Linked DNA regions of Homo sapiens: region 1 is linked to region 2. A link is a loop called in an ENCODE intact Hi-C map of the cell type or tissue named here. Cell type or tissue: natural killer cell. All regions are shown on one strand. Links, peaks and the distances in the headings refer to the core of each region. The heading gives the core; the rest is flanking DNA. Region 1 has its middle 24 kb from the start of FGF6. Region 2 overlaps PARP11-AS1 (PARP11 antisense RNA 1).

Region 1 (11,242 bases), core at 1,282-9,281, 540 kb before region 2:
CAGGAGGCTGAGGCAGGAGAATCACTTGAACCCAGGAGGCAGGGGTTGCCGTGAGCCGAGATCATGCCACTGCACTCCAGCCTGGGTGACAGAGTGAGACTCCGTCTCAGGGTGGAGAAAATAAAAATAAAAAAATAAGGCCGGGCGCGGTGGCTCACGCCTGTCATCCCAGCACTTTGGAAGGCCGAGGTGGGCGGATCACCTGAGGTCGGGAGTTGGAAACCAGCCTGACCAACATGGAGAAACCCCGTCTCCACTAAAAATACAAAATTAGCCAAGCGTGGTGGCGCATGCCTGTTATCCCAGCTACTTGGGAGGCTGAGGCAGGAGAATTGCTTGAACCTGGGAGGCGGAGGTTGTGGTGAGCCAAGACCACGCCATTGGACTCTAGCCTGGGCCAGAAGAGTGAAACTCCGTCTAAATGAATAAATAAATAAAAATAAAAATAAATGAATAAATAAATAAAATAATTACAGCAAAACGTAATGAGCAGCACAAAAGAGAAACTTCAAGCCTATTACGGGAGCATAGAACAGGGTTAGGACCTCCTGTTGGTGGATGAGAGAATCCATCCTTGGGAAGGCTGAGCTCTGAAGGGTCTCAGCCAGATTTAGGGCAGGGGTGGGGGCTGGCAGGCAGGGGAAGAGTGTTGTGAGGAAGGAAGGACGCAGCAGGTGTTTGCCGGTAGAGCTGGGGAAAAACATGGTCCCTGCAAGGATTTAAGCAGCATCAGTATTGTATCCAGAATGAGAGGAGCATGGGCAGGATGGAGCTCAAGACAGGTGGACAGGAACTGTATCCCGGAGCACTGGGAAGCTATGTTAACACGCTTGAATTTTTAAAATTTTGCGTATCATCCAATTCAACCTTAGTGTATAACTCAATGAGTTTTAGGTAAAGTTACCATCACCATAAATCAGTTTTAGAGCATCTCATTACTCCTTTAAGACCCTTCAAGCACATTTTTAAAATTATGTACTTATTTATTTCAGAGACGAGGTGTCTCTCTGTGTCCCAGGCTGGAGTGCAGGGGCACAGTCATTGCTCAGTGCAGCCTTGACCTCCCAGGCTCAAGCAATCCTCCCGCCTCAGCCTCCTGCGTAGCTGGGACCACAGACACGCACCACCACAAACAGCTAGTTAAAAAAAAATTTTTTTTTTGAGATGAGGGCTCATTATGCTCTTCAAGCACATTGAATCCCCTCCTCCCTGCTTTCACCCGGCTACCACAGATCTACTTTCTGTTTCCGTCGTTTTCCCTTTTCTGGATATTTCCTGTAGTCACACAATATGCAGTCTCTTTAGAGGAGCTTGAATTTTAATCTGAAAACACTGAGAGGCCCTTAGTGAGGTTTAAGAAGTAACAAGACCAGGCCGGGCATGGTGGCTGATGCCTGTAATCCCAGCACTTTGGGAGGCCGAAGCAGAAGGCTCACTTGAGTTCGGGAGTTCAAGACCAGCCTGGGCCACATGGAAAAACTCTGTCTCTACTAAAAAGACAAAAATTAGCCCGGCAGGGTGGCAAGCACCTGTAATTGCAGCACTTTGGAGGCTGAGGTGGCGGATCACTTGAGGTCAGGAGTTCAAGGCCAACATGGTGAAACCCCATCTCTACTAAAAATGCAAAAAATTAGCCAGGTGTGGTGGCATGAGCCTGTGTCAGAGGTGTTTGAACCACAGTGATTCCCTCTTGAGTGAGGGCTAGGAAAATGAGGCTGCGACTGCTGGGCCGCATTCCTAGGAAGTTAGGTATTCCTAGCCTCCAGATGTTTATGGTTAAGGGAACAGATTGATATTTAATAAACACATACAGACTTTGGTCTATAGGATGTCTATAGGATGATTGGACTGTAGATGAATACAGTAGATATATTCATCTACAGTAGACTAGATGAATCAGAGTGTCCTGATATCCTGATATCTTGAGAACAAAAACATTCCTAATTTTGCTTTAAAGATAATAATATTGATTCTTGCAACATATAGTAATTAAGAAAACTAATCCTTCATCAGAAACCCTTGTAGCAGAACACATCTCCCCGTGATCTGTTTTTATCCTATGTATAACTGAGTATTGTACTTCGGGTGGACACGTTCCTCCTCGTACTTTTGGAAACACCCTACTCTGTCTATGGAGCAGCCGTCCTTTCACCACTTTACTTTCTTAATAAACTTGCTTTTGCTTTGTGGATTCACCCTGAATTCTTTCTTGGATCAGATCCAAGGACTCTGTCTTGGGGTTTTTATTGGGACCCCTTTCCTGTAACACCTGTAGTCCCAGCTACTCAGGAGGCTGAGGCACAAGAATCGCTTGAACCCGGGGGCAGAGGTTGCACTGAGCTGAGATCGCGCCCATTGCACTCCAGCCTGGGTGACAGAGCGAGACCCTGTCTCAAAAAAAAAAAAAAAACGTTAACAAGACCAGGTAGGGGTTCTAGAATAATCATCAGAACTGTCTCCCGTAAAATGATGTGGTGAGGTGAGCCTGTGTGCAGGGAGAACAATCTGGAGGCTCCCACACAGGAGTGTTCCAGGCTAGAGGAGACGGCGCTGGAGAGAGCAGCGATGCCTGGACGGAAAGAAGTCCACGTTTGTGGGCCGAGCGCGGTGGCTCATGCCTGTAAACTCAGCACTTTGGCAGACCAAGGTGGGTGGATCGCCTGAGGTCAGGAGTTCGAGACCAGCCTTGCCAGTATGGTGAAATCCTGCCTCTACTAAAAATACAAAAATTAGCCGGGCGTGTTGGCTCACCCTGTAATCCCGGCTACTCGGGAGGCTGAGGCTGAAGAATGGCTTGAACCCGGGTTTCAGTGAGCCGAGGTTACGCCACTGCACTCCAGCCTGGGTGACAGAGCGAGACTCCATCTCAAAAAAAAAAAAAAAAAGAAAAAAGAAAAAGAAGTCCGCATGTGTGGCTCACAGCACAGCCCTGACTCCAGGTAGTGCCTCTCGGGCTGAATCCGATTCTTCTAAAGCACACAAGAACCAGCCCCCTCCGTTTTCTGAGGGAGACCCCAAGAGCTTTCATATTCTTTGCCTGACCATTCACGTCCCCTAAAGGGACTAACAAGAAGCCTTCTGCTGCCCTGCTGCTATCCGTCTATTGTCAGGGCCCTGAGACTAAACACCATGGTGCTAAACACAAGCAGACGGACACCACGACCTCATTTCACACACAGATACTTGGCCAGGACAGCTGCTTTTCCTCCTTTCCTCCAGTTCTAGGAGGAAAAAAAGCCAAAATGCCAAGAAAACAAGCTAATAACAGATACCGTGAAAACAATACCCCAGGGACATTCTGGAATGTGTCCATGATCCATTAAGACTTCTATACTGTATTCATCTACAGTCCAATCATCCTATAGACAAATGATGCTCAGGATGAAAACGCTAAACCCACAAAATACTCACTTAACAAGCATGTTTATTTAAAAATGAATGCATAACTTCAAAAAGATTTTTCAACACAAAATTTTGGACACACCCCCCAACAAGTTTAATGCTGTTTGTTTTTTCAAAATCAACCAACCAGCATATTCCATTCCTTGAGCATTCCTACAGAGGTTTCCGTGAAGAGAGAAGGGAGGTTGGTGACTGCAGCATTGGGGAGGCTTAGGTCGCAGAGGAGGTTGGAGGGTCGCTAGGCTGGCCAATTGAAGGGTTGGTTGTAAATGTCAATATTAGCCATTCATTTTTCTTACAAAGAACACAAGAGCCCTCCCATCTGGTTTTGGTGGGACACATGGCGTCTAATAGAGCGGGCACACATCACCTTGAGGCACGGCTACTTGTGGTGCCAGGGACCCCTGGGGCCTGCCTCTGGTGGCACAGATGCCCATCCAGTGCCATCTCAGAGCTGGGGCCCCCGAGCAGTGTGCCACACACAGTGTCTTCAACAACAGACACCCATTTCCTCACAGTTCTGGAGGCTGGAAGTCCAAGATCGAGGTCTGGCAGGATGGATGTCCCGTGAGGCCTCTCTTCCTGGCTTGTAGAAGGCCACCTTCTCACCACATCCTTAATCAGCCTTTCCTCTGGGCATAAGCACAGACCCGGCACACCCAGGTGTCTTTCTCTTCCTATAAGGCCATAGTCCTACTAGATTACGGCCCCACCCTTACAACCTCATGTACTTCCTTACAGACCCTATCTCTCAATCCAGCCACAGTAGGGGTCAGAGCTTTCACATATGAACTTGGGGAGCACACATTCAGTCCAAACCGGTGCCTTGCTGCCATCTGGGGAAGGCTGCCCTCACACAGGGTGTCATTCTAACTTTCTGTGCCAAGACAGAAGTCAGCAGCTGGTGCATTTACCAGGCACCCAAGTGGTCGCTATCATCAAAAGTAGCCCTAGCTGGGGGGCCTATTCTTTTGGGTGTGATATGCAGTTGCCTTAAATGCAGCTATTCTCAACTGGGGGTAATTTTGACATCTACAGGACATTTGGCAACGCCTGAAGACACTTTTGGTTGTCACAACTGGGGATGGGGTGTGGGTAGTGGACAGCAGCTAGGGATGCTATGCAGTGAATGGTGGGTGGTGGCCGGGGACGCTGTGCAGTGGGTGGTGGGCGGCGGCTGTGGAGGCTGAGGGTTGGGTGGTGGGTGGCGGCTGGGGAGGCTGAGGGTTAGGTTGGGGGTGGTGGCTGGGGATGCTGTGCAGTAGGCGGTGGGTGGCAGCTAGGGATGCTCTCATGTGTGGCTCACGCCTGGTCTCTGGGAAACATGCAGAAAATCCGAGCCCCTGCAAACTCTGGGAATGAAGCCCAAGCCCAGGGCAGAGGCAGCCTGCCCTTCACTCTTAGCACTGCAGCAGCCGGAAACACACTCTCTCCTGCCTTGGAATTTTCCAGGTAGGCATCACACAGTGGTCCACGGTGCCCCTCAGCTTCAGAGACACATGTCAAGCCTTCCATGGGGTCTTACTGAAGTCTCTCTTCACTCGTGAAGCTATTCCAGGCCTTCCTAAAAGGTCCCCTGAAAAGTCTTTCCCTCAGAAAGACTTCTCAGAATCCTTTTATTTTCCAACCCTCGATATGGATGAATCCATGAATTTTTCTTATTTATTTATTTTTTTGAGATAGAGTCTCACTCTGCTACTCAGGCTGGAGTGCAGTGGTGCGATCTCGGCTCACTGCAACCTCCACTTCCTGGGTTTAAACGATTCTCCTGCCTTAGCCTCCAGAATAGCTGGGATTACAGGCACCCACCACCAAGCCTGGCTAATTTTTGTATTTTTAGTAGAGACAGGGTTTCGCCACATTAGTCAGGCTGGTCTTGAACTCTTGGGCTCAAGCAATCTGCCCACTTAGGCCTCCCAAAGTGCTGGGATTGCAGGTGTGAGTCACTATGCCTGGCCTTGAATCCCATGAATCCCATGAATTTTTAAGCATAGGCCCGTAAGGCCCGTCAATATTCTGTGTCCCTTCTCCATCCTTCTCCACCCAGCCCTGCTCCATCTTTTGCCAGAATTAGCTGCAGGTTCCATTAGGGCTAGAAAATAACATATCTCAAAATTTTTATGATTTTCCACTCCTTTTTAACTAGGAAAAAAAAACAGGCAAAACAGCAATAACAATGAGTGAAAATATAACTTGTAATCTCCATAAACAACAATTAGGAGGAAGGTGGAGAAAGAAAAATAGAAAATTTGAGGAAGCACAGTAGAAAATAGCATTAATTATTTTTAGCCCTCTTTATGGACGTAAATGTGAGTTTTCTTCAATAACACGGAATGTGTTATGTGTTTCTTAGTTTGCTAACAAAATTATGTTTAGGGAACTAAAGTTGTAAATGTTGTATGAAGAAAACCAAATAACACTCTGCAAGAAAAAAAAACTATATTCCCTATATTATCCGAACATTTTTAAAACTCCAAAAGTTTTCAAGAGCTTCCAAAAAACTGTGTTTTTTTCTAACTTTCTTCCAATTTTCCTCCCACGCTTCCCATTGCTGTTTACCTTTTGGTTGTGCACACTTCATTATATTAGACCTTGGTTCATCTGCCCCTCAGGGCCATCGTGTGAGTTGGAAGGGTCTTTGGAGCAGAACATCCCTCTCCCAGGTGGAACAGGGAGGGTAATCCATTCTCAGACCCGTTAGTACTGCCCCCTTGTGGCTATTTCCTTAATAATAATGTCATCACTAAACTTCATCCTGAGTTGTCTAAGAAAGAGTCACTGAACACCAGTTGTAAGTTGGGACTGGGATGCTGATTTTAGAGGAGAGGGATAGGGAGAGGTTTGTTAAAGGATACAAAATCCCATCAGGTAGGAGGAATCAGTTCTAGTATCCTACATCACTGTAGGATGACTATAGTTAACAGCAACGTATTATGTAGTTTCAAATAGGTAGCAGGATGTTAAATGTTCCTAACACAAACAGATGATAGAAATTTAGATGATGAATATGCTAATTACTCTCATTTATTCACTATTATATGTATTGAAACATCACCATGTATCTCCATGAACATGTACAATTATTCTTGAATATGTACAATTATTCAATTTAAAAATAAAGTAATTTTAAAAAATAAAGAATGAATTATAGTATTTGCCTAAAAAGAGCTCACAGACCCTTGTGGAGGACAGTCTCCTGCCCAGCTAATACTGCTTTATATCAGAATGCATTGTATTGCAGAGGAAAAAGTGGCTCACCAGAGTAGGTAGGATGGGAAGGCTCATGGATGAAAGGCCACTGAGGCAGGGACAGCAAGGAGGCAGGCACATGGAGAAGAAAAGGGTTATCCCAGCCCGAGCAAAGAACCCAAGCACGGGCCCCAGCCAAGGTGTAAAGGCAAAGTAAGTTCAACCTAACGTGGGACTTAGTGCACACACTTGGGGGCAGAAAGGTGGGGGTTCAAGTCCCAGGTGTGCCACTCAAGAGCTGCATGATCTTAGGTAAGTTATTTAAGCTTCAGTTTCCCTTTTCATTAAAATGGAGACAATAGTGCCTATTTCACAGAGTCCTTGTGAAGATTAAATAGAATAATACACGCAAAGTGCTTGGCAGTGCTTGGCCTACAGTAAGTGTTCAATCAATGTTAGCTGCTAATGGCAAGTGATGCAGGCTGTTTTGGAGTATGGATGGCATTTATGGGTGCAGAGCGGAATGGAAGTTGAAGACAGAGCCTGAATGCCAAGCTAAGCAGCTTAAAATTATCTTCTACACAGCAGTGAACCACAGTAGATTTTTGCAATGACGTGGCATGAGGTGATTCGACTATTTGAAGAGGAGAATTCTATGAAGAGGATAAAGGATTGGAAGCAAGGAGGCTGCTAATTCATTTATGAAATAAATATTTATTTTAAACCTACTAGCTTTAAACAACTATGCTGGTGCCTGTGAACAACAGTGAACTAGAGAGAAAGCGGACTGTTGTCTGCTGGGAGCTTTCATCCTAACAGAGAGTAGACACATCCATGAGTTTCCCAGGCAACAGTACAGCATTACTGCATGTCATGGGAGGGCTGGCAAGGAAATATACACAGGGATGAGATAGAGAATAACCTTGGATAAATAAATCACTTAAGCTCGTTCTGCCTCTATGTCTTCATCTCTTAAGTGCAGCTTATATTCCAGCCCTGCCTACCAAGCAGAATCAGTGTGTAGATTCAAATGAGATGATACGCTGGAAAGAGTTGTGTGAAGTGTAAATCACTTACAGAAGTCTGAATGAAAATGGATTCTTGGCTTGGCGCCATGGCTCACACCTGTAATCGCAACACTTTGGAAGGCTAAGGCAGGCTGATTGCTTGAGCCCGAAAGTTCGAGACCAGGCTGGGCAATGTGGTGAACCCTCGTCTCTGCAAAAAGTGGAAAAATTAGCCGGGTGTGGCGGCACATGCCTGTAGCCCAGCTACTTGGGAGGCTGAGCCCGGGAGTTCAAGGCTGCAGTGAGCTGTGATTGCACCACTGCACTCTAGCCTGGGTGACAGAGTGAGACCTTGTCTCAAAGAAAAAGAAAGAAAATGGATTCTTATGAGAATCCCTACTGTTCATGGATTCTTAGGAGATTAAATTTAAGGGGTACAAGCACGATTTTGTTAAATGGATATATTGCTTAGTAGCAAAGTCTGGGCTTTTAATGTATCCATAATGCAAATAATGTACATTGTACTCATTAAGTAATTTCTCATCGCCCAACCACCTCTCACTGTCCCCCTTCCAAGTCTCCAATTTCTATCAGTCCACACTCTATGTCCATGTGTACACATTATTTAACTCTCACTTAAAAGTGAGAACATGTGGTATTTGACTTTCTGAGTTGTTTCACTTAAGCAACGGCCTCTAGTTCCATCCATGTTGCTGCAAAGGACATGATTTCATTCTTTTTATGGCTGTATAGTATTCCATCGTGCACATGTACCACATTTTCTTTATCCAGTCATCCACTGATGTACATTTAGGTTGATTTCATATCTTTGTGCTATTGTGAATACTGTTACGATAAACATATGAGTGCCTCTATCTTTTTAATATAATGATTTTAGAAAATGGATTCCTAGTAAGATCTTTAGGGCCTTTGCCCTAGTGTTCCCTCATAGTCGACTCATCTGGTTTTTCCTGAGCCACTCCACACAGGAAGACAGAGTTATTTTCTGCCTTTCCTGGATCCCACTTCTTAGAATCATATGGAAAGATGAAAGGAAAAAAGGAAAAGGGAAGAAAAGGGAAAGGAAAGGAAAGGAAAAGAAAGGAAATGAAATGAAAGGAACATCTCTGTAAGGACTAGGCACTTTCAGCCCTGTTGCATCGGTGGATCTCGATGGAGCACTTCGGCAGTTCGGGAGGGTGTTTGGTTATCACAGTGACTGGGGATGCTGCTAGCATCAGTGAACAGAAGCCACAGATGAGAGGCATCTGCAACACAGAGGACAGTCTCCATCATGAAGAATTGTCCTGCAATTGCTCAGCTTTCAGAATGTCATGTAGGTAGAACACCTGTTTATAAATCTGAGCCTAGAATCAAACTGCTTTACATAAAGCAGAGAATGTTTTTCTCTGTCGCTTTAAAACGCAAAGTTTCCCAACGAGGGTATAAATCTAGGGAAGTCTGTATTTTGTGTGAAACCTTTCAAGCACAGTGCACCACTTTGAAAAACCCTAGCATGATAACCCGTCAGTTATCAGTACATTTGTAGCTCTCACAATCGCAGTGATTCTCTCACTATATGCATTTACACAGACATACCTAATCCTATCTCAAATGTCAAAAACGGCACATAATTTTTAGTGGAACACTTTCTTGCCATTCTTAAATCCAAATGTATTCATTACAACTAACTATGAGCATCTGAATCCTCCATTGTCTTAATGTGGCTGTGCCTGAGCATTTAGATCTTGAAATACAATCTTTTAAGTTACCTGCTCCCTTTTTTCTCTACAGTTAAGGCATTATATTAATTTTTTAAGTGATATGTGTAGGTACTATTATATTGACCATCAGTTTCACTTTAAATAGTAAAGATAGTGTTATAAAATATTTGTTATTAAAAGTGCAGTTTGGGGTGACGGGGAGAGAAGGACTGCAGTAGTTTGTTTAACTGGAGAAGGTCGAGCAAAAGCTCTCAGAAGCCCCTGGTGACGTGTGCCCACGGCAGATTGAGAACTCTCATTGAAATTGTTTACCCCACGCCTCTCTGGCCTTGCTGCTTCCTTGTAAGGTCTGTCTGAGAAGCAACTAACTCTGTCTGGTCTGAATTTAGCAGAGCCTGGGCCCCTAAAGCAAAGATCAGGGAAGATGTCCTAACAGCTGCTGATAAAAATTCATATTCTATCCAAAAGCCCATATTAATCCATGATCCTCCTAGGCAGTGACTGGGGGCAGGGAAAGCCCCTAAATTACAAAGAATAAACAGTATTCTCCGGATGGTTTCTCCTGGGGACAGCGCACAGGGCTGTCGCAGCCAGTGACCTGAGCCCAGTTTCTGGGGTTAAATTTAAGTCCCCCAGGGACCCCTTCCCCCCATCTGGATCCCTCCAGTGATCTGTTCCTCACCCCTGGAGTCCTGGTTAGCAAGAGGATGCTGTATTTATAGAGCATCTTTCTGAGAAGAGCTCTAAGCTCTTTTCGGAGATTAGCTCATTACACGGGTTGGAGCGGGAGGAGGAGCAGCAGGAGGGCTGTGTGTTCCTCTCCCTTTAAGGCAGAGGAATGAGCCCCACATGGAGGCTGGGAGACTTGGGTTCCCTGAGCCTCTGTCTGCAGTGTGACCTCCACCGAGCCACATAAACCTCTCCCGCTCCTGGCTGGCGCTGAATGCCTGGCCCCTGCACCCTGGATGCTGAGCAACAGGAGAAGCCTGAGCTTCATGTGTATTTCTGTGTTTCTCATGTCCAGGGCAACCCGGGGGCGAGCTGGCTGCTGCTCTCTAGAGAGCTCTTTTAAGGACAGGGCAGGACCTCGAACTGAAATCTTTCTGTGTATAATTGTGATGAAATATGCATAGCATAAAATTTGCACTTTTAATCTTGTTTAACTCTGCGGTGTCGTGGTGTTGCCTATATTCACAATGTGGTGTAACCGTCACCACCATCCCTCTCCAGAACTTTTTCATTTTCCCCAACTGAAATTCTGCCCCATTAAATACTAACTCGCCATTGCCCCTCACCCCCAACCCCCGAAAACCACCATTCCGCTACCTGTCTCTATGAATGTGCGTATTCCAGGTGCTTCACATGGATGGAATGATGCGACATCTGTCCTTTCGTGTCTGGCTCATTGCATTTAGCACCATGTCATCAAGGTTGCCTGCTGTGGCAGCACACTGAATTCTTAGGTCCCTCTCTCCTTCCCTCCAACTGACAGGTGAAGCCAGCTGGGCTTCCTGGGTCCAGTGGGGACTTGGAGAACTTTTCTGGAGCTAGCTAGAGGCTTGTAAAACGCACCAATCAGACCAGGCACGGTGGCTCACACCTGTAATCCCAGCACTTTGGGAGGCTGAGGCAGGCGGATCACGAGGTCAGGAGATCGAGACCATCCTGGCTAACACGGTGAAACCCCGTCTCTACTAAAAATACAAAAAAGTAGCCAGGTGTGCTGGCAGGCACCTGTGGTCCCAGCTACTCCGGAGGCTGAGGCAGTAGAATCACTTTAACCCAGAAGGCAGAGGTTGCAGTGAGCTCAGATTGTGCCACTGCACTCCAGCCTGAGTGACTAAGACTCTGTCTCAAAACAAACAAACAAACAAAAAAAAAAAATGCACCAATCAGCGCTCTGTAGCTAGCTACGGGTTT
Region 2 (11,242 bases), core at 1,263-9,262:
CTTTTTCTTGGTGATTGAAGACTAGAGGTAGTGACCACAAAGGAAGCTAGAGCCTCTTCTCATGTGTGTGAGGAGGACTCTGGAATAGGAAGAAGGGTGTCTGTGAGTGCTGGACTGGGCATGCCGCCCAGGAAATAAGATCCTCACTTTGTCCTGCATTTCTCCTTTGGTATCAGCCCCTGGCCACAGTGGAGACACAAATCACTATTGTAGCACCTGTCATCCCACGGAGTGTGATCTGTTTATTTGATTGTCTCTCCCTTAAGATGGCATGTGACCTTTTTGTGAGCAAGGTCTCTCTCTCTCTCTCTCTCTCTGTCTCTCTCTCTCTCTCTCTCTCTCTATATATATATATATATATATATATATTTTTTTTTTTTTTTTTCTTGAAGCAGAATCTTGCTCTGTCCCCCAGGCTGGAGTGCAGTGGCACAATCTCAGCTCACTGCAAGCTCCGCCTCCCGGGTTCACGCCATTCTGCCTCAGCCTCCCAAGTAATTGGGACTACAGGCACCCACCACCACACCCAGCTAAATTTTTTTTTTTTGTATTTCTAGTAGAGATGGGGTTTCACCGTGTTTGCCAGGATGGTCTCGATCTCCTGACCTCGTGATCCACCCACCTCGGCCTCCCAAAGTGCTGGGATTATATGCGTAAGCCACCGTGCCTGGCCTATATATCTTTTATATAACTCCACGTCCCTAATGCCCATGTTCTCAACAGGGTTTGGTACACAGTAGATGCTCAGCAGCACATGTTGAACAATTGAATGACTTCTTGTCTCTGCTTTGTTTCTGGCATGCTTTGTGAGCTTGTGCACTGTTGATTTTTGGAAAGGCATTATTTTTCCTATGTTACAATCTTATCACAAGTCTTTTCTCACAGCTATTTTACTATTAGGACAATGGTGTGATTCTACGGTGTTAACTGACTTATTGCAACTTATAATTTACTAGGAACAAGCATTTCACAGTGTTGGGGGTCAGGGAGGCCAATCCTCCCTTTCCACGCGCTCACATATTTAAACAATCCATGTCTGCTGGGATGTATATCTGGTATGATATCGAACACACAAAAATAGTTTCTCTATTATTAAAAACTGTAACTATGCCACTTTTTAGATAAAATGTAAACCTGGCCTCCAACCCAAAGATTTAGGCTGTCTTGGCCAATATAGGGAAAGTTAGATTAGGATAGGGTTGGCATCGATGAGTTCAATTAGTAATTGTGTGTATTCTGCAACTTTTCTCAAATCCCTTATCTATGGTGACAGGGGAGGAAAGTGAGCTAGTTTAAGAACTTCATTATCAATTGTATAATAAATCCTTTTATTCAGATAAAGGATTATTATACGTTTTAAAATAACATGCTTTCTAGTATTAAGCTACCTGAGCAATGGCTCACCTTTCTGTTACTCCTAAATTGAAAGAGAAACTACCATGTATTACATAGTTACCCAAATGCTCTGATCAGAAAAATTATATATAATGGCTTCAAATTCATTCAGTATTTCTCCATGTTTATTAAGCATCCCCAGAACAGTACTCAATGTGGGAAAGGCAAGGAGAGCTGGGAGAGAGGACCCCCCAAGACATGCAGATCAATAACAATACAATTCAACATTTCCACACCCAGATGTCACAGATAATATTATTTTTTAGTATCAGATGATCTGCACTGAATGCATTAGAAATTTAGAGAAAGGAGGGCCGGGTGCAGTGGCTCACGCCTGTAATCCCAGCACTTTGGGAGGCCGAGGCGGGCAGATCATGAGGTCAGGAGATCGAGACCATCCTGGCTAACAAGGTGAAACCCCGTCTCTGCTAAAAATACAAAAAAATAGCCAGGCGTGGTGGCGTGCGCCTGTAGTCCCAGCTACTTGGGAGGCTGATGCAGGAGAATGGCAGGAACCTGGGAGGCAGAGCTTGCAGTGAGCCGAGACTGCGCCACTGCACTGCAGCCTGGGTGAAAGTGTGAGACTCTGTCTTACAATAAATAAATAAGTAAAAGCTCATGTTAGCCTAACATAAATTTAATCTCACACTCCAGCCTGGGGGACAGAGCGAGACTCTGTCACAAAGAAATTTAAAAAAAGAAAAAGAAAGAAAGAAATTTAGAGAAAGGAGTGTATCATGATGTGGAGTAGTTAGGAAACACTTCCCAAAAGAGAATTGGTAAGTAAACGGGGCTTTAAAGGAGGGGTAGAATCTGACTGAGAGACGTGGCCGGGAGATATTCTACTTTAGGGAAGTAACCTTAGCAGAAGGACTGGGAGGGACATGCACGTGCATATTCAGAAAGAGTGGCTGAGTCCATCTGCATGGAGAGCAGGTTTGAACCTGGGAGAAGTAGGAGATAAAATTGGACTAAAAAGTGGGGACCAAGAGTGTTGCACCCTGAGCGTCACACTGAGGTATCGGAATTCTAAGCCAAAATGCATTTCAAAATAAAAAAAGGGTAGGACACATTTTATTCAGGGGAAACTAAAAGCCAGGATAAATGAGAAAACTTAGTAAGAAAATGTCAGATTACTTGAGACATAGAACATAGGCCGTTAGACCTTGAAGGGACCTTCAACTTCATCTGATACAAATGCTTTCTTTCACAGATGGGGATATTTAGGCTAAAACAAAATCAAAACCTGCCCACGCTCACTCAGCTAGTAAATGGCAAAGCCAGAGCTAGAAACGAGTGTGGTGTTCTTTTCACCCCCCTTAATAAATTCAAATCTCCAGACTTAGACAAATCACGTCCCAGGTTACTCAAAGAACTCCCAGAACCATTGTCAATAATCCTTGAAAAAGCATGGAGAATAGGAGAACTGTTAACAGACAAGAGAAGGACAGAGTTGTCCCCATTTTCAAAAAGGGGGAAAGGGGCATATTATAAAAACTATAAGCCAGTCAGCTTGACAATTATCCCTGGCAGAATTCTAGAACAGAATTTTAAAAGGCTATTTACTCCACAAACATTATTATAATAATAGAAAGAAGGGGGAAATAACCCACAATTTCACCACTTTAACCCATCAACTGAACAGATTATTAAATAGACTCTTTGTAAGTCTTTAGAAAAGCAGAGATCACTCAGAGCCAACCCCAAACCTCAGAAACAAAACATGTCTTCATTTATTCCTTTTTTGATAAGGATATTAGATTGGTAGAAAGAAGAGGCATCAAAACCATACTTTCTTTCAGCATGGCCTTTGACAAGAACTTTTATAATTACCTTGCCATAAGACATGAACTGGCTGATAGCCAGTGGGTGCAACCATGGCTAGGGTAGGAATTATACCTACATGGTGCTGATTAGTTCGTAGACCAGCCTGAGGGAAACTATGGTGGCGAGTCATGCAGATTCTGTCTTTTAAATTTCCCTAACAGTAATATTTTTATCTGCCTTAGAGGACATGCTTGTCAGATATTCCTATGACATGGACAAGGAGGGATAGTTGATTTGAAGGATGATGGGCTAATACTAATAATAGTAACAATAAACACTTATTGAGAACTTACTTCGTGCCATGAATTGTGCTAAATATACTTTTTGCACGAAATCATCACATATAAATTGTACCACCCTATGAGAAAAGTAGCAATATTATCTGCATTTTAGAGATAAGAAAGCTGATGTTTTAAGAGATCAAGTCAACTGCCCAAGATGACATAGCTTATGAGGGAGGAACAAACTTTTGGATCCAGGTATGTCTGGCACCAGAGTCTGAATGAAATTACTCTAAGTAATTTTAACAGCCCACAGCTATGAACTGAAATCCTCATGGTATCACAGGGCGTAACGTCTGCATTTTAATTCTAAACGTCAACTGTTTATGTAAGGGCGGGTAGATTTTGCTACATCCACATTAGTGGCTTGGGAGTTTTAGTTGACCGGGGGCTTTAAAGGGAAAACGGTGTGACATAACTGTGCAGAAAATTAACCAAATTTCAGCTGCATTCATAGAAGCATACTACTTAAATCCAGGCAACTAACATAGGCCCACTGGCTGTGAGATCAGAACACACTTTAAGATAAATCAAAGAAAGATATCCAAGATAGAGCTAGAAAAGATGTCATATGAAAAATTACTGCAGAAACGGATGCTGTTTTTGACTGAGAAGGCCCAAATCATCACAAATTTGAGGAGCAGTCATATTACAAAAGAAGGTTATACTGCATTCCTCTAAAAGGAAGAATGGAGATATATGAGCACAAATTATAAAGAGCCATGCTTTGGCTTAATCTAAAGAAGACTATTCTAACCTTAGAACCGTCTAGAGATAGAATGGGCTGCTTCTCCTGAGTGGTCAGTTTGCTGTTACTACAAGATTCTAAACAGACTGGCCAACCACTTGTTCATGTGGAGGAGATTATTGTGGGGGTTAGGAGGAAGACAGATAATAAGTTCCTTTCCCAATAAATTCTCACTTTGGGAGGATGAGGCAGGTGGATCGCTTGAGCCCAGGAGATTGATACTAGCTTGGGTAACACAATGATACCCCATCTCTGCAAAAAATAAAAAATTAGCTGGGCATGGTGATGCACACCTATAGTCCCAGCTACTCGGGAGGCTAAGGCAGGAGGATCACTTGAACACAGACGTTGAGGCTGCAGTGAGCCATGCCACTGCACTCCAGCCTTGGTGATACAACCATACTCTGTCTCAAAAACAAAACAAAACAAAACAAAAGAACAACAACAAAAAAACAACACTAAAACTCAACTTAGGTGTTAGCTTAACAGAACTTGTTTGGTGGTTATAGTTCAAATTGTGAATTATTCCTCAATTGCTTCATCAAATAATCCTCAAATAAGTGCAAACAAGTTAAAACAATCTGCTCTATTATGAAGTAGAAGAGCTCATTTAATTTTAAATGAGGCTGGGCACGGTGCTTTACACCTGTAATCCCAGCACTATGGGAGGCCAGGAGTTTGAGACCGGCCTGGGTAACATAGTGAGACCTTGTCTCTAAGAAAAAAAAAAAAAAAAGATAATTTTATTAAGGCAACTGAATTCATATCAGAATTATTCAACTGGTAAAGACCCCATCCCATATCAGAGTAAGAATTTAAGACATCACTTTTGATGATAGTGTTCAACTAAGTCCCCTGACCACTTATCTCTGGTTTTGACCCTGCGTAGTTAAGGGATTTAGAGTTCTTTTTAAATACTTTATTCCTAAGGATACATTGTACTACTTTAATTCAGTCCTGACCATTTGGTTGATTTAGGGTAAAGCAGCTCAATTAGATTATTGCTACTCCAGAAAGCTGTTCTAAAATGTGCTCAACAAAAGCTGGTCTTGTCCAGAAACAAAATAATTCTCTGGCTTATTAGAACTTTTGTGCTCATGGATTGTTTTGCTTTGTGTTTTGTTTTGTTTCATTTGGTTTTGTTTTAATCAGAAACGTTCTTGCCTGTGTCCCAGCGCCATCTTGTGTTAGAAATGAGCATATTTTCCAATTAGGTGGAAAAAATCCATTTTGGGCGATCTGTGAGGGACCACTACTCCTTTCTGCACCCTAGAATATCTGGATTGGAAGAAACCCCAAAGGTCAAATGTCATCTAGGCAAGACTTCCCCAAGATGCCTGCCAGAGGTAGAGGTTTTTAGTCTAGTCCCCAGAATATGCGTAAATCCAGGAGGCTAGAGCTGGAAGAAATTCTCCTAGAACAAATGAAAATGAAATAGTTGGATGAGAGAGATCAGAAGCAGTTTTTCCTTTCTATTTCCTTTTAGTTTCACTTTCATAGATCTCCTGGTATGTTCAGAAAAGCAAAGACATGTGACTGGAGACCTACGGAAATGCTCTGCCGTAGCTTCGGGAGCAGGAAAGGATCTGAAATGATGACATAAGAAAACGCATAAATACCCTACAATGAAGGGTAGAAGTTAATTTTTTTCAGAGCAATGCTTTTCAATAAGTGGCTGCCAGGCAGATCTTGTTCAACCCTATGTCATAATAAGACTTGTCTTAAAATCATTCCATATTTAATGTATTGGGCTTTGAAGAGAAGGATATATTTCTCTTCCAATTTTAGGATTATTTAAGATTTGAGTTAATGTTAAGAACCTTCTATCGAATAAAAATACTCTAAGTGTGATGCGAGCATTATCCCAAATCCTGAATGTAGATGGAGGGTTTTGGATTTGTTCATAGCTAACATCCCTTTCCTGCTCTGAGAGTTTCTTACTCTGTGATTTGGGGCCACGCACAAGGTCAACAGCAAGTGCCTTTGTGTCAAGTTATCCTGGCCCAAAGGGCGCAGGGGTTGGCAGGGTAAGAGTCTCCTTGTCGTTTAGCTGCACAGTTGACTCAAAGCGAGTGATCTGCACCAGATTTCTAATCACTCATGATTCTCAGCTGCTTCTTGCCTCTTGTGTCCTTTGGATGGTTTGTAAATTCACTTCATAGTCTCCCTCAGTAGATGAAAAATTCCACAAAGACAGGGACTGTATCTTTTGCTTCCTACATCTCTGGGCATCTTGGTGCTGATGAATCTGAGCCCAGAATCTGATTTGTGTCAGTATGACACCAAATCATGGACTTTGAGAGATGGCAGCAACCTTGGAGATCACCTGGTTCAATCATCTCATTTTTTAGTTGGGAAACTGAGGCCCCAAAATGGGATGTTATGCACAATATCACATAATATAGCGGTACTGAGCTTGGATCAGTTCCTGAGTCTCCTGTTTTAGCCACTGACAGTGTATCTCAATCTCTCTGTCTCCACAACTGGCAGAGGACATACACTGTTCCCACTCCAGCTTAAAGCAGCTAACCACACACAAGAACCTACTTCAAACCCAGGAGGTGGAGGTTGCAGTGAGCCGAGATCACGCCATTGCACTCCAGCCTGGGTGACAGAGGGAGGCTCTGTCTCAAAAATTTTTAAAAAGCCCTATGTAAGTGAATATTGCCTTCTGCTTCATAATATACACATTTGCTTTAACATTAAAAATAATGTTAGAAGCTGGGAGCGGTGGCTCACGCCTCTAATCCCAGCACTTTGGGAGGCTGAGGCGGGTGGATCACGAGATCAGGAGATCGAAGCCATCCTGGCTAACACAGTGAAACCCCGTCTCTACTAAAAATACAAAAAAGTTAGCCAGGCATGGTGGCGGGTGCCTGTAGTCCCAGCTACTCGGGAGGCTGAGGCAGAAGAATGGCGTGAACCCGGGAGGTGGAGGTTGCAGTGAGCCGAGCCGAGATCGGGCCACTGCACTCCAGCCTGGGCGACAGAGCGAGACTCCATCTCAAAAAAAGAAAAAAAAAAAAAGTTAGATTTTTTTTTTCTAATAAGGAAAATTGGTACTGAAGATCTAATGGTAAAGAGTCATTTATTTTCCTTGGCATACTGCTGTAATCCCTGGAGTTAAAACAAAGTTGTAATGTTGGATGGAGTGCTTGGGGTTCTGGAATGGTGATCCTCTTTCTGAGTATGGTTCTGTGCCCCCTGAAGGTATGTGAGGGAGGACGGAAGTCAGGCAGGGAGGTCAACAGGGGAGGTAAAAGCCAAGATCTTGACATTTACAAAAATTATGTAATTGTTTTAACAGCTTTGTTGAGGTGTAATTCACGTATAACTCATCCATTTAAAGTTCAATGGCTTTACATTTCAATGGTTTTCAGCATAAAAGTGCTGTGTCTTGAGAAAACAGGACAGAGATCTTGAGAAGCTGGAGCTGGTGATGGTTGTGTTAAAACACACCCCTCCACACAGTGCCTTTTGGAGTATAAGAAATAGTGACACCTAGCTTTTAACTCAGTGTATGCCCTGTCCTGCCTCTTAGTTATCTGTAGGGCGTTATTAAACCAGAGAAGCACCACCCCTACTCCCTCACAAACTGAACTGAAGTTCTATCCATAGACATTTGCTTTATTTGCTGGGCAGAAATAATGGACTTCAGGGATAAACTAGCAGAAAATAGCGGCTCATGAATTGGTAGGGGAAAGGAACAAAGGGCCAGGAAAGGTCATGAGTGATAAAGCAGTGAGCCACGCTGCTTTTTTTTTTTTTTAAGAGAAACATAAATTTATCCTAGGGAGTACACTGGAATCCAATCGAGGTTAAGTAATCAGAACTGGAATCAGAAGTAGATGGCTTAAAACCACATTGAGAGATGGCATGAGGCAGCAACTAGGAGCGTGGGCTCTAAATCCACGCACCAAGGCTCCAGTGCTTGACCTTGGACAGGCTAACTGATCTCTTTGTGTCTCAGATCCCTTAGAGGTAAAATGAGGGTAATAAGAGTAGCTACTTCCGTGGGGTGCTTGTGCGAATTATATTTGTTAACAGAGCTTATAACAGCGTCAGGCACATACTAACTGCCTGACGTTGTTATAAGTGTCACTTATAACACTGCTTACTAAATGTAAGTATTTGTTAATTATTATACCACGCCCTGTTCAATCTGCATATCATCCTCCCACTCCTAATTTTCCAAACACACATAGACACACGTAGACACACACACACACACACACACACACACTCTCTCTCTCTCTCTCTCTCTCTCTCTCTCTCCCCTCACTCTTCCTTAGCATGTGAGGCATATTGCTGCTTGGGAAGCTTGTACCAGCTGCTCCCTCTGCATGGAATACCTTTTGTCTAGATATCTATTACTTTTACTTCCTTACCTCCTCCAAGTTTTTCCTTAAATGTTCTCTTCTCAACGAGGGGCATCCTGAGTACTCCCAACATTCCTTATCCTGATCTATGTTTTTTTCTATAGTTCTTATCACCTTAGAACACACTATACGATGTACTTATTTATTATCTATTATTGTCTATCTCCACATGTCCCTACCCCAAGGCCTGCCCACCCACTAGCATGTAAATCCCATAAAGGCAGAGGCTTTTAAAATCTATTTTGTTCCCTGATCTATTCAAGAGGCTACAGACAGTGCCTGGAACGTGGAGGGTGCTTGCTAAATATTTATTGAATGAAGAATTGAAGGCTAATTCATATTAGATAATCTGTTGTAATTTCTTGACACCCCTGGGTGTGCTCATTAGAAACAGGCTAAACCCTCACATGTCTGGAGTGACCTAAGTCCAGGCAGTATACCTTTTGGCTGCCCTTTCCACCACCCGAGGCTTTTACTTACCTCCTTCTCTCCTAATTTTAAAAATTATTTCTTATGGAAGTCTTTTCCTGTTTTCTGTTCTGAACCTCAAAGCTTCTCACGCTCTTTTTTAAGTCATTTCTGTTGTCCCTTTCTGGATCATTCCTATTAAGTCCTTTTTTTTTTTTACAACGTGATGACCAAAACCCTAATGTGGCATTCCTGGAAGGAAAGCCCCAGCCAGGAATGTCACAGCTCCAGAGTCTTTTCAGAATTCTCCATCCTCTAATTAGGATGGCCACACATCTCAGCTGCTGCTTTTGACTGCCGCTGTGAGCTGAATGCTGATGTCCATCATTGTGCGTAGATAATTTCCCGGAGCAGCGAAAACTAATAATCAGTGGTATTCTCAATAGAGCCTTTCCATTTAGTGTGGGTGAGTTATTTAGCACTTCATTTTTTTTTAGGTTGAATTTAATTCCTTGTCATGTTTCCTAATTAGGAAGATTTGTGAGATTCATTTTGATTTTTTGAAAAATTCCTTTCCAGGAATGCTTATCTCGGCTTCGGTGAATGTTTCATCTGCTTATTTCACCTCTTAATTCCTGCTGGGGTTGTTAACGTGTCAGACTTCAACAGCAGGGCTGATTCTGGGGCTGCCTCATTGTTGGCTCTTTTTCAGACGGAGGCTGGGTCTTTATATTCAAGGCGGATGGGCACAAATGCAGCTTTCTCTCCCCTTCCTCCCTCACCCTCTCCTGGCCCCCTTGGCTTTCCTTTTGCGCCTTCTTCCTTTCTGTCGAATCCAGCCTGTCTCCCATATCCTTTCCTACAGCTCCCCAAATTCTGGTTGTAAATGTGACCTTTATGGATAAAAACAGTTATGATAATAACAGTAAAATGATAGGTAATACTGTATCCTGCATCTCACCACTTACTCCGTTCTCTTTCCTCCTTCTATTGTCTTAGAAGAGATTGATTTTTTTTCTCGCAAATTCACCTTGCTGCTCTCTTCATCCATCTACCTGTTTTCTCCGTCTGATGATTTTCATTTCCCCTTGGGAATTTCCTCCTAACTCTCTCAGCATTTGAAAATCTAACAAACTTCATGGGGTTCCAGGGAGGGCTGCCATCACTCATGATTCCTGGGCCGGGTTTAGCATGGCTTAAGACATTTCCACCCAGAACACATGTAGAAAATATGAAAGATAAAGTAAAATGTTTAGTTTTCCTGAGAAAACTGGTGACCCTGGTCAGTATGCATAGTTTCTACTGCAGTGGCTCTTTGCCTGGAACTATGAAGCAGAAGGAACTATGATGATACATACCCTGCGTTAGGCTACGTATCAGGGGAAATTGCAGGCCTTGCACACAGAGAGTACAGTCATCTCTTGATATCCATGGGGAGTTGCTTCCAGAACCTTCCTCGGATACCAAAATCCTGGGATGCTCAAGTCCCTGATATACAATGATGCATATAACTAACACATATTTGCATATAACCTACACATATCTTCCTGTATACTTTAAATTACCTAACAACAGTACAGATGCTACGTAAACAGTTGTTATACTGTATTGTTCAGGGAATAATGACAAGAAAAAAAATGTCCATGGTCAGTACAGACACAACCATCTATTTTTTTCTCAATATTTCTGATCCATGGTTGGTTGAATGCATGATTGTGTAACCCATGGGTATGGAGAACCAACTATACAATGGTATTCCCCCAGCCCCAATTTCACTTCCTGCGATTTCAGTTTTCCGCTGTCAACCATCACCTGAAAATATTAAGATTCAAGAGATAAATAATTCATGTTTAAAATTGCATGCCATTCTGAGTAGCATAATGAAATCTCATGCCATTCCCTTCCCGTTTTCCCCAAGATGTGAATCCTCCCTTTAGTCACTATTTCCATGGTGTCTGCAGGCGCACCTTCTTTTATTTATTGCACTTTGCTTTATCATGTTTCACAGATGTTGCTTTTTTTTTTCTTTTCCTTTTTCTTTTTTTTTTTTTTTTAACAAACTGAAAGTTTGTGGCACCCTGCTCAAGCAAGTCTATCAGTTCCGATTTTCTAACAGCATGTGCTCTCTTTATGTTTCTGTGTCACATTTTGGTAATGCTCACAATAATCCAAATTTTTCATTATCATTCTATCTGTCATGGTAA

The links. A loop is a pair of places that touch in the nucleus more often than their neighbours do. Peaks named below come from ENCODE experiments on the same cell type or tissue, not always from the same donor. Only the 100,000 strongest peaks of a DNase experiment are listed, where the experiment ranks them.
Region 1: a loop joins it to region 2, with 6 times the contacts of the local background. A loop is called at or near these places in 2 of 110 quality-filtered maps.

The regions. Positions count from the first base shown.
Region 1 is chr12:4,416,554-4,427,795 of GRCh38, reverse strand. No RefSeq gene overlaps it. Among named protein-coding and RNA genes, the nearest start is that of FGF6, 24 kb to the left of the region's middle. In natural killer cell, for the core only: CTCF peaks have their summits at 5,922 and 6,121 (motif pointing left); a DNase peak (open chromatin) is centred at 6,095.
Region 2 is chr12:3,879,877-3,891,118 of GRCh38, reverse strand. All of the region lies in intron 1 of PARP11-AS1 (PARP11 antisense RNA 1), which reads right to left. Among named protein-coding and RNA genes, the nearest start is that of PARP11, 12 kb to the right of the region's middle. In natural killer cell, for the core only: CTCF peaks have their summits at 5,223, 5,427 (motif pointing left), 7,121 and 7,330; DNase peaks (open chromatin) are centred at 5,428 and 7,748.